Regions from separate parts of the Homo sapiens genome. Here regions 1 and 2 are each linked to region 3. Evidence: read pairs that join two places in POLR2A ChIA-PET (ENCODE). Cell type or tissue: OCI-LY7. All regions are shown on one strand.

Evidence for each region. ChIA-PET counts read pairs that join two places held together with the same protein. Peaks named below come from ENCODE experiments on the same cell type or tissue, not always from the same donor. Only the 100,000 strongest peaks of a DNase experiment are listed, where the experiment ranks them.
Region 1: POLR2A ChIA-PET joins it to region 3 with 8 read pairs; 2 of 35 experiments call an interaction of 5 or more read pairs at or near these places.
Region 2: POLR2A ChIA-PET joins it to region 3 with 5 read pairs; 3 of 35 experiments call an interaction of 5 or more read pairs at or near these places.

The regions. Positions count from the first base shown.
Region 1 is chr12:66,534,981-66,537,480 of GRCh38, reverse strand. The region is part of intron 4 of GRIP1 (glutamate receptor interacting protein 1); the gene reads left to right. Among named protein-coding and RNA genes, the nearest start is that of GRIP1, 140 kb to the left of the region's middle. In OCI-LY7, no CTCF peak of the experiment used is centred here; a DNase peak (open chromatin) is centred at 1,170.
Region 2 is chr12:66,572,355-66,574,854 of GRCh38, reverse strand. All of the region lies in intron 2 of GRIP1 (glutamate receptor interacting protein 1), which reads left to right. Among named protein-coding and RNA genes, the nearest start is that of GRIP1, 110 kb to the left of the region's middle. In OCI-LY7, a CTCF peak has its summit at 64; a DNase peak (open chromatin) is centred at 1,054; H3K4me3 peaks cover 989 bases; H3K27ac peaks cover 1,581 bases.
Region 3 is chr12:66,623,999-66,626,498 of GRCh38, reverse strand. All of the region lies in intron 1 of GRIP1 (glutamate receptor interacting protein 1), which reads left to right. Among named protein-coding and RNA genes, the nearest start is that of GRIP1, 54 kb to the left of the region's middle. In OCI-LY7, CTCF peaks have their summits at 2,244 and 2,455; a DNase peak (open chromatin) is centred at 1,428; H3K4me3 peaks cover 1,658 bases; H3K27ac peaks cover 2,441 bases.

The DNA of each region.
Region 1 (2,500 bases), 89 kb after region 3:
ACATATTGTCAAGTAGTAATAATAGTAATTATAACAGCAGTAGCCAACAGATTTTGATTGTACCAAATGTCTGGCATTACAAAGAACTTGACTTGCATTGAATTATTTAATCCTTTCCACAAGGAGTGTCAGCATAGCAGAGATGAACTTTAGTATCAAATAGACAGGTTCAAATCCCAGCTCCACATTTTACTAGCTACATGCCTTTGAGAAAGTTACTTACACTTTCTATGTCTTAGTTTCCACATCTGTAAAATGCGAATATTATTAGTTCCTACTCATAGATTTGTTATGAGGATTAATTAAGTTAGTATTTGGAAAACATTTAGAATAGTGCCTGGCACTATCAAAGTTTTCAATAAAAAGGCAATCAACACTACAAGATAGGCATTTTTTTTTCTCATTTTACAAAGCCTGGATTCAATATCTGAATCCAGGCTGCCAGACTCCAAAGTCCATATGCATATTCATTGTGAGGTATACTGATATATGACTGCTGCCCAGTGTTTATGCTGTTCTAGCACCACCTCTCCTATTATTAGCTATGAACATGGATGCTACCCTGAGATAGCTTTTTGCTCTTCCATACTAATGAGAACTCAGGTTGATTATGAAGAGTTGGTAGAATTCATTTGTTCAGCAATGACTTATTGAGCATTTACTATGTTCCAGCCACCACTATGTACTAGGAGCTTGGGGAACATGAGTAGAGTTTATATTGTAGCAGAAGACAGATAATAAAATAAAACCATAATAAATAATTATACAGTATGAATACTATGAATGCTATGCGAAAAAGCAGTGCAAGGAGAGGGATTGAGAGTGCTGGGATCAGGGTGGGAATACAATTGCAAATAGGGTGGTTAGGACAGCATCATTGAGAATGTGAGATTAGTCAATGACTTGTGAAGGAGGTGAGGGAGTTGGTTGTATGGATTTCTGGGGGAAAAGAGTTCCCGGAAGAATGAACAGTCATTGCTAAGACCAAAAGCCAGGAATATACTTACGGTTGTTATAGAAACATTAAGGAGGACAGTGTGGCTATAGCAGAATGAGCAGTAAGAGAATTAGGAAATGGGGTCAGAAATGTAAGGGGGTGGGGTATCACTATAGGCCACTGGGAGGACCTTAAGTTTTTCTCTGAATGATACAGGAAGTCACTATATGGTTTGGGGCAGAGGAGTGACATGATGTGATTTGTTTTCAGAGGCTCTCTGGCTGCTGTGTTGACAACAGACTGTAAGAGACCAGGGTAGAAGCTGGGAGATGAGCTGGAGGGCAGTTACAGTGATCCATGTGAGAGATGGCAGTGGAGACAGTGAAAAGCAGTCAGATTCCAGATCTGTTCTGAAGGGAGAGCCTACAGGATTACCTAATGGATTTGTGAGTTGTGCAGAAAAAGAGGAGTCAAAGTTAACCCCAAGGTTTTGAGCATGAGCAGCTGGAAGGACAGAGTATCCGTTAACAGGAATGGATAAGAATGTGGGCAGAGCTGATTTGTGAGGGAAAGATCAGCAGTTCATGGCTTGAAATACTACATTTGAGGTGCCTATTTGACATGCAAGAGGAAATGTCAAGACCTGAAGATATGATTTGGAGTTTGAGAGAAAGATCTGTACTGTAAATATACATTTGAGAGTAATGGGAATATAGATGGTGTTCGAAGCTTGGGGATCAGATTCCAGTACTCAGGAAACATGTGCATAATCAGTCACAAGTTCGTATTCTTCACATAAAGTCTAACACCAAAGATTTAGTAGTCATTTTGTAACAAAATCAATTTAAGACTATGTTCACAAACCTTGCTACAACATTTTTTCGTTTTCAGCAAGACTAGGCAATAAAATAGAGTGTAAAGGCTTAGACTGTGTCAGCAGTTACATGGCAGCTTTGCTCATTTCTGTCTTTGTGACCTTGGGCATGTTATTTAAATTCTCTGAGCCTTCAGTTTCTAATCTATAAAATAGCTATAGTAGTTGCAGGATTTTTGTAATGATTAAATGTTATAATCACATGATCATTATTGAGACCATTATCAAACACTTTGTAAGTAACTAATAACATTAGCCTTATTACCATTATTACATTATTATACTGAAAGTACTGTGTTTTTTTTTTTAACTTTAAATGAGTCAGTTTGCTTTGAAATTACTCTCTCAAACCATTGCCAAAGACATAAGAGAAACCAGTTATCTAGAGCTAATGCTCTTTGATTATACATCTGTATTCCTCTGGGGATATGAATATCAATAAAACACAACCCCTTCCTAAAAGAAACTCTAAGTATAGCTTTTAGGCAAAGGCTAATAGTGAAGATTTGTCCAGTGTTGTGGGTGATTCAGAGCTAGGCGTTTCCAGGAAGACTTAAAGGAGGTCATGCTAGCCAGGTGGGAAGAGGAATATTTCAGACAAAGGGTGCAGCGCGAAGGGAAGATGACAGCCCAGCCCACAGTTAAACTACAAACAGATAGGGAAAGACAGAGAGGGGGCTAGGTGTGGT
Region 2 (2,500 bases), 52 kb after region 3:
GAGATCACACCACTGCACTCCAGCCAGGGCGGCGACAGAGCGAGACTCCGTCTAAAAAAAAAAAAAAGAAAAGTGGGAACAGAGAGTTCCTTCAGTCAGCTGCAAGAGGACAAGTAGAGTGGAGTTGACCATGAAAGTGGGCAGAACTGGGTATAAAATATAATAGCAAGTCAGTCTGTACAGAGATGCATGTTGAAGATGTTAATGAAATATTGTAAGCAACCTAAAATATCTATCAATAGAGGAATGGTCAAACAAATTAGGATGTCATTATTCTAGGAAGGTTTATAAAACTGTTAAACGTATGAGGTAGACCTGTAGGCCATGTCATGAAAAGATCTCCAAGACATATTGGTATGTTGGAAAACAGCAAGTCATTTTGTGGTGTTCAATCCAATTTAGGTGAAATGTTAGTGTTTTAAAAGAGAGAGTGAAAGGTTGGCACAAATTTTGACAGTGGCTTCCTCTGAGATGGGAGGAGTAGAAGGAGAGTGCAGAGGAGTGCCCTTGGGCTTTGCCCCAAATCCTTCTGTCTCATTGGAATCTTACACTAAAACGCATTTGTTTATTACCTGGATAATTTTTTTAAAACCGCTATAATGACAGGAAAGAATATCAGTGAATTGACGCTGCCTATCAGAACCATATCTTGGGTGGGTGGGGGGCATCCCTGACCCAGCCCTGCAGATGAGGAAGAAGACGAGGCATCTCTGCCAGCTGATACCACACAGAGCCTACAACCATTTGTTTCTGCACGTGTCAAGAAGACCATTTGCAAAAGAGAACAGCAAAAACAACTCACCATTTATGTGAGTAAGAGAAAATAGAGGATTTGGGGGAAAAAAAGATCAATAGTTTGAAATATTTCAGCTCATATGGAAAAGGGATTATCATGTTTTCCATGATCTTAGAGGCAGAACTAGAACTCATAGGCCAGAGGGCACCAACCAGCATGATCCCCCTCTCAGCAGTCACCGTCTAAACACAGAAGCATCTCGTTTGGCTGGTGAATACTGGGAGGCAGCACCTGTTGCTCTTCACCCTGTTTCACATCCGTACCCTGTACATGTGTGTCCAGCACAGCTTGTTTCTTTCAGTTTCTCTGACTAGCACCTGTGTTTGGATGTTTGATTCGTGCTGTGGGGTCAAGCTTTAGGGAATCAGACTAGGAAGCAGCTTAAGGTAGAACTTTCTAAGCATAGGAAGGCAGCACACCTATCTGGTTAGGAACGCAGGCTCTGGAGCTAGCCTGCCTTACTTGAATGCCGGCCCTGCCACCTACTACTGTGTGGAATTAAGCTGGTTGCTTCAGTTTCATGCTTCAGTTTTCCCATTGTGTGAAATGAGAGTGTAATGAGGATTATACGAGTTAATACACATAAAGCATTTACATTAGTTATCTATCACCATGTAACAATATTACTACAAATTTAGCAGCTTAAAACAATACACGTTTATTATCCCACAGTTTCTGTGGGTCAGGATTCTAGGCACGGCTCATCTGGTCCTTTTTAGGGTCTCACAGAGCTACAATCAAGGTGTCAAATAGAATAGCAGTCTCGACTGAGTCTTGACTCAGAGAGGATCTACTCCCAGGCGCACCCAGGTTGTTGGCCGAATTCAGTTCAGGGCTTTGGTTTCTTGCTGGCTGTCAGCCCCAGAGGCTGCCTTCAGCCCCAGCCTCAAAGCCCACAAGGGAGACAAGGCTGTGAGCATGATAGGTGCTACAGTCGGCATATATATAACATATATATGCCGACATATATACAACATATATATGCCGACATATATACATATGTTATATGTGCATAGTCGGCATATATATAACAACATGCATCTGGAAGCTTTGCCATATCTACTGGTTAGAGGTAAGCCATAGGTCATGCCCACACTCAAGGAAAGAGGACATCTAAGGGCAGTGAACATCAGGAGTTAAGGATCATAGAGAACTGTCATATAGAAAACATATGAGATCATAGAGAACACCGTCCTCCATGGCATACCAAGTCAGGCCTACTGCATATAAAGTTTTTAATAAATGTGAGTTATTATCCATGGAAGCTATCTGAAGAAGGCATAGATGGCTTTCTGGGAGGATTAGTTTCTCACACTGGGGGTATTCAGACCATTACTGGGTGGAGACTGTAGACACGTAGCAAAGAAAACCAAATGGAAATAGGCGTTGAGCCAGATAGCTCCTGAAGGTCACCTGAGATTACCCTGTCACCAGACAAGGTGAACCAACTGCCCCCTCCTCCTTCAGCATTGTCCTGAGTTCATTACTACTTTCTTTTTTCCATGCTGTCTTTTTTCACTTTTGTCTGATTTCACCTGTGTAAAAATGGAAACTAGAACACCCCATATGATTTTCTCTGAGAATTCTGAGAGTTGCCCTGATCCCTCATAGAATAGCCATGCTTGGGGGTGGGGTGGGAGGAAGGAAACACACTTTACCTTTACTATAATTTACAGGTTTGTTTCTTCCTAAGGAAAAGGGACC
Region 3 (2,500 bases):
TTTCTCTAGAGAAATACTATACTATTTGTTGTGCACACGTAGTATTTATATTCAGAAGATAATATGTACTTTAGTTATAAATATATTGATTTTTAATTGAACTTTTGTTTGACTCTTTTAGCATTTGGTTTTAAAAGTAAATATACTTTTTTTTTTTTGGAGATGGGGTCTTACTCTGTCTCCCAGGCTGGAGTGCAGTGGTGCGGTCTCAGCTCACTGCAACCTCTGCTTCCCATGCTCAAGCAATTCACCCACCTCAGCCTCCCAAGTAGCTGGGAGCACAGGTGCACGCCACTATAGCTAGCCAATTGTTTTTGTTTGTTTTTTGTATTTTTGATAGAGATGGGGGTTTCACCAAGTTGCCCAGACTGGTCCCCAACTCCTGAGCTCAGTTGATCTGCCCACGTCGGCCTCCCAAAGTGAAAGATAAATAAACTGTTTTGTGTTTTTGAGACTGATAAGCTTGTTCTTCCCTCTGCCTAGAGAATCTCCCCTCCAGAAGTGGGCTGGTTCCTTCTTCTCATTTAAGTGTCAGCCCATGTCACATCCACAGAGAGTCATTCTCTTTCTGATAGTGCTTCCTCTCTCCCACTCTGGAACTCTCAGTACCCGAAATTCTTAGTAGGTATAAAATAAATATTTTATTAAATGCTACATGGGAGACACTTGCAAATGTCTCTATATACTCTTTATTCTATTTATATTTTTATCAAACTTCTCATCTAAGGAATAGCAACCCCTTACATTTGCTAGACTATCTTAAAATTATTCCTTTTTGGAAGCTCCATTTAAAATTTACGTTTGCATAATTTTTCCACCTCAGTGATGTTTCTCATTAAACTCTTAACACTTTAAAACTGCTTATGTTGGCTCAAATTTCAAGGGTAATTCCATCATTTTGAATTTCTTCATTTTATACCTACTGTCAGAAAGCAATTACAATAAAAAATCACTTATACTCACTATGGTTTTTCATATAATAGTATAAATGACTGTATTTCAATATAAATGTGTAAATTTTATTACTTTATTGAGTCCCTTTAAAAATTGATGTAACTTAAAGCACTGTAAATTCTCAGAAAAATGTGTTATAAGATCTACTGGTCATCTATTCATATGGGAAAGTACGTATGTGAAAATATGTCTGTATGCAAGTAGGATGCATAACCCAGATCAAGGAGTCAGTTCAGTTTGGGGAAAACATAATGTATACCATCCATAATGGAAGCAAGACAATAATGTAAATGATAAGATGCGAGTTACATTGGTTAAGAACAAAATGAAGCTATTATAATATATGCAACTTAAATAACATGGCAGCCCATCTGGTCACTTGAAGACCTTTCTCCAAATCTGTCCCCAGATTCATAAGTATAAGGTCATGACAGATAATAACATATGTCTCTTCCTTCCTGAGACCTTTCTGCCTTGTGTTTTAAATAAAGAATGACATTACAAGCTTACCACCTACACCAAACCTATTTAAAAAAAAAAAAAGGAACTGAAATACATGATCTAAAAGTAAAGTATAGTCTTGCCTTGATTTTCATTTGCATTTGACGTTTTAAAACATGGCAAAACCCAGTAATGAATTTTTACTTTGAGCCATTTCTAAATGTTTTGCTGGAAATTAGCTGTAAATATTACAGTCTCTGGAACAAGTTAAATTGGAAATGTTGCTCGTGCTAAATGAAATAATTAACTATGAATGAAAATCCTGATAGAAAAATGTACTTTTCACACATCTTTTACAGATGTGCTACACTGCATGGGAAATTTCACATGGAGAAAGTCAAATAACCACTGTCTTTCCTTAGAGATATATTTAAAAGGGGTAAGAGGTATGAAAATGAATGTATATGCTATTATCCATCAGCCTAGTACTTGCTGCAGAGGATAATTTCAATTCTTTGCTGTATGTACTTAGCCTAAATGATTGTTTTACATGCTTTATTTCTCTAATGCATTCAGAGAGAATCAATAAATTATATTTATTATTCAGAGGCAAGAGACATTTTGTAATCTATCCAATCATGAATTTCTAATGTATCTATTTTACTTTAAAATGTTACTTTACTTCTAATTTTTTTCTCTCTTTAGGGATTAATCACAATCATAGCAACCTATTACACATTTTGACGTGAAATTGTAAATCATCTTGTTACATATTTTTGCACTTTCCAAAATAAGACATTTTGTTTAATTATTCAAACCAAATTAATGGTGCTGATCTCTGTGCAACATAATCTAGACCTTTGAGAGGGCAAACATGCATATGGAAACAGAGGAACCAATTGAAATAATGCATTTTCTTACAAGGTTTTTAAATATTCAAAATCAGAGGAATGTTTAACTTCTATCTTATTGTAGAAATCTGTTTAGGTGGGAAAGATACTGACTCCTAGAGGATAAAATTGTATTTCCATCATCTAGCACAGTGCGTTGCACCCTGAAATTACTGAATAAATATATGAACAAATGAATGAATTAATTATAAAGG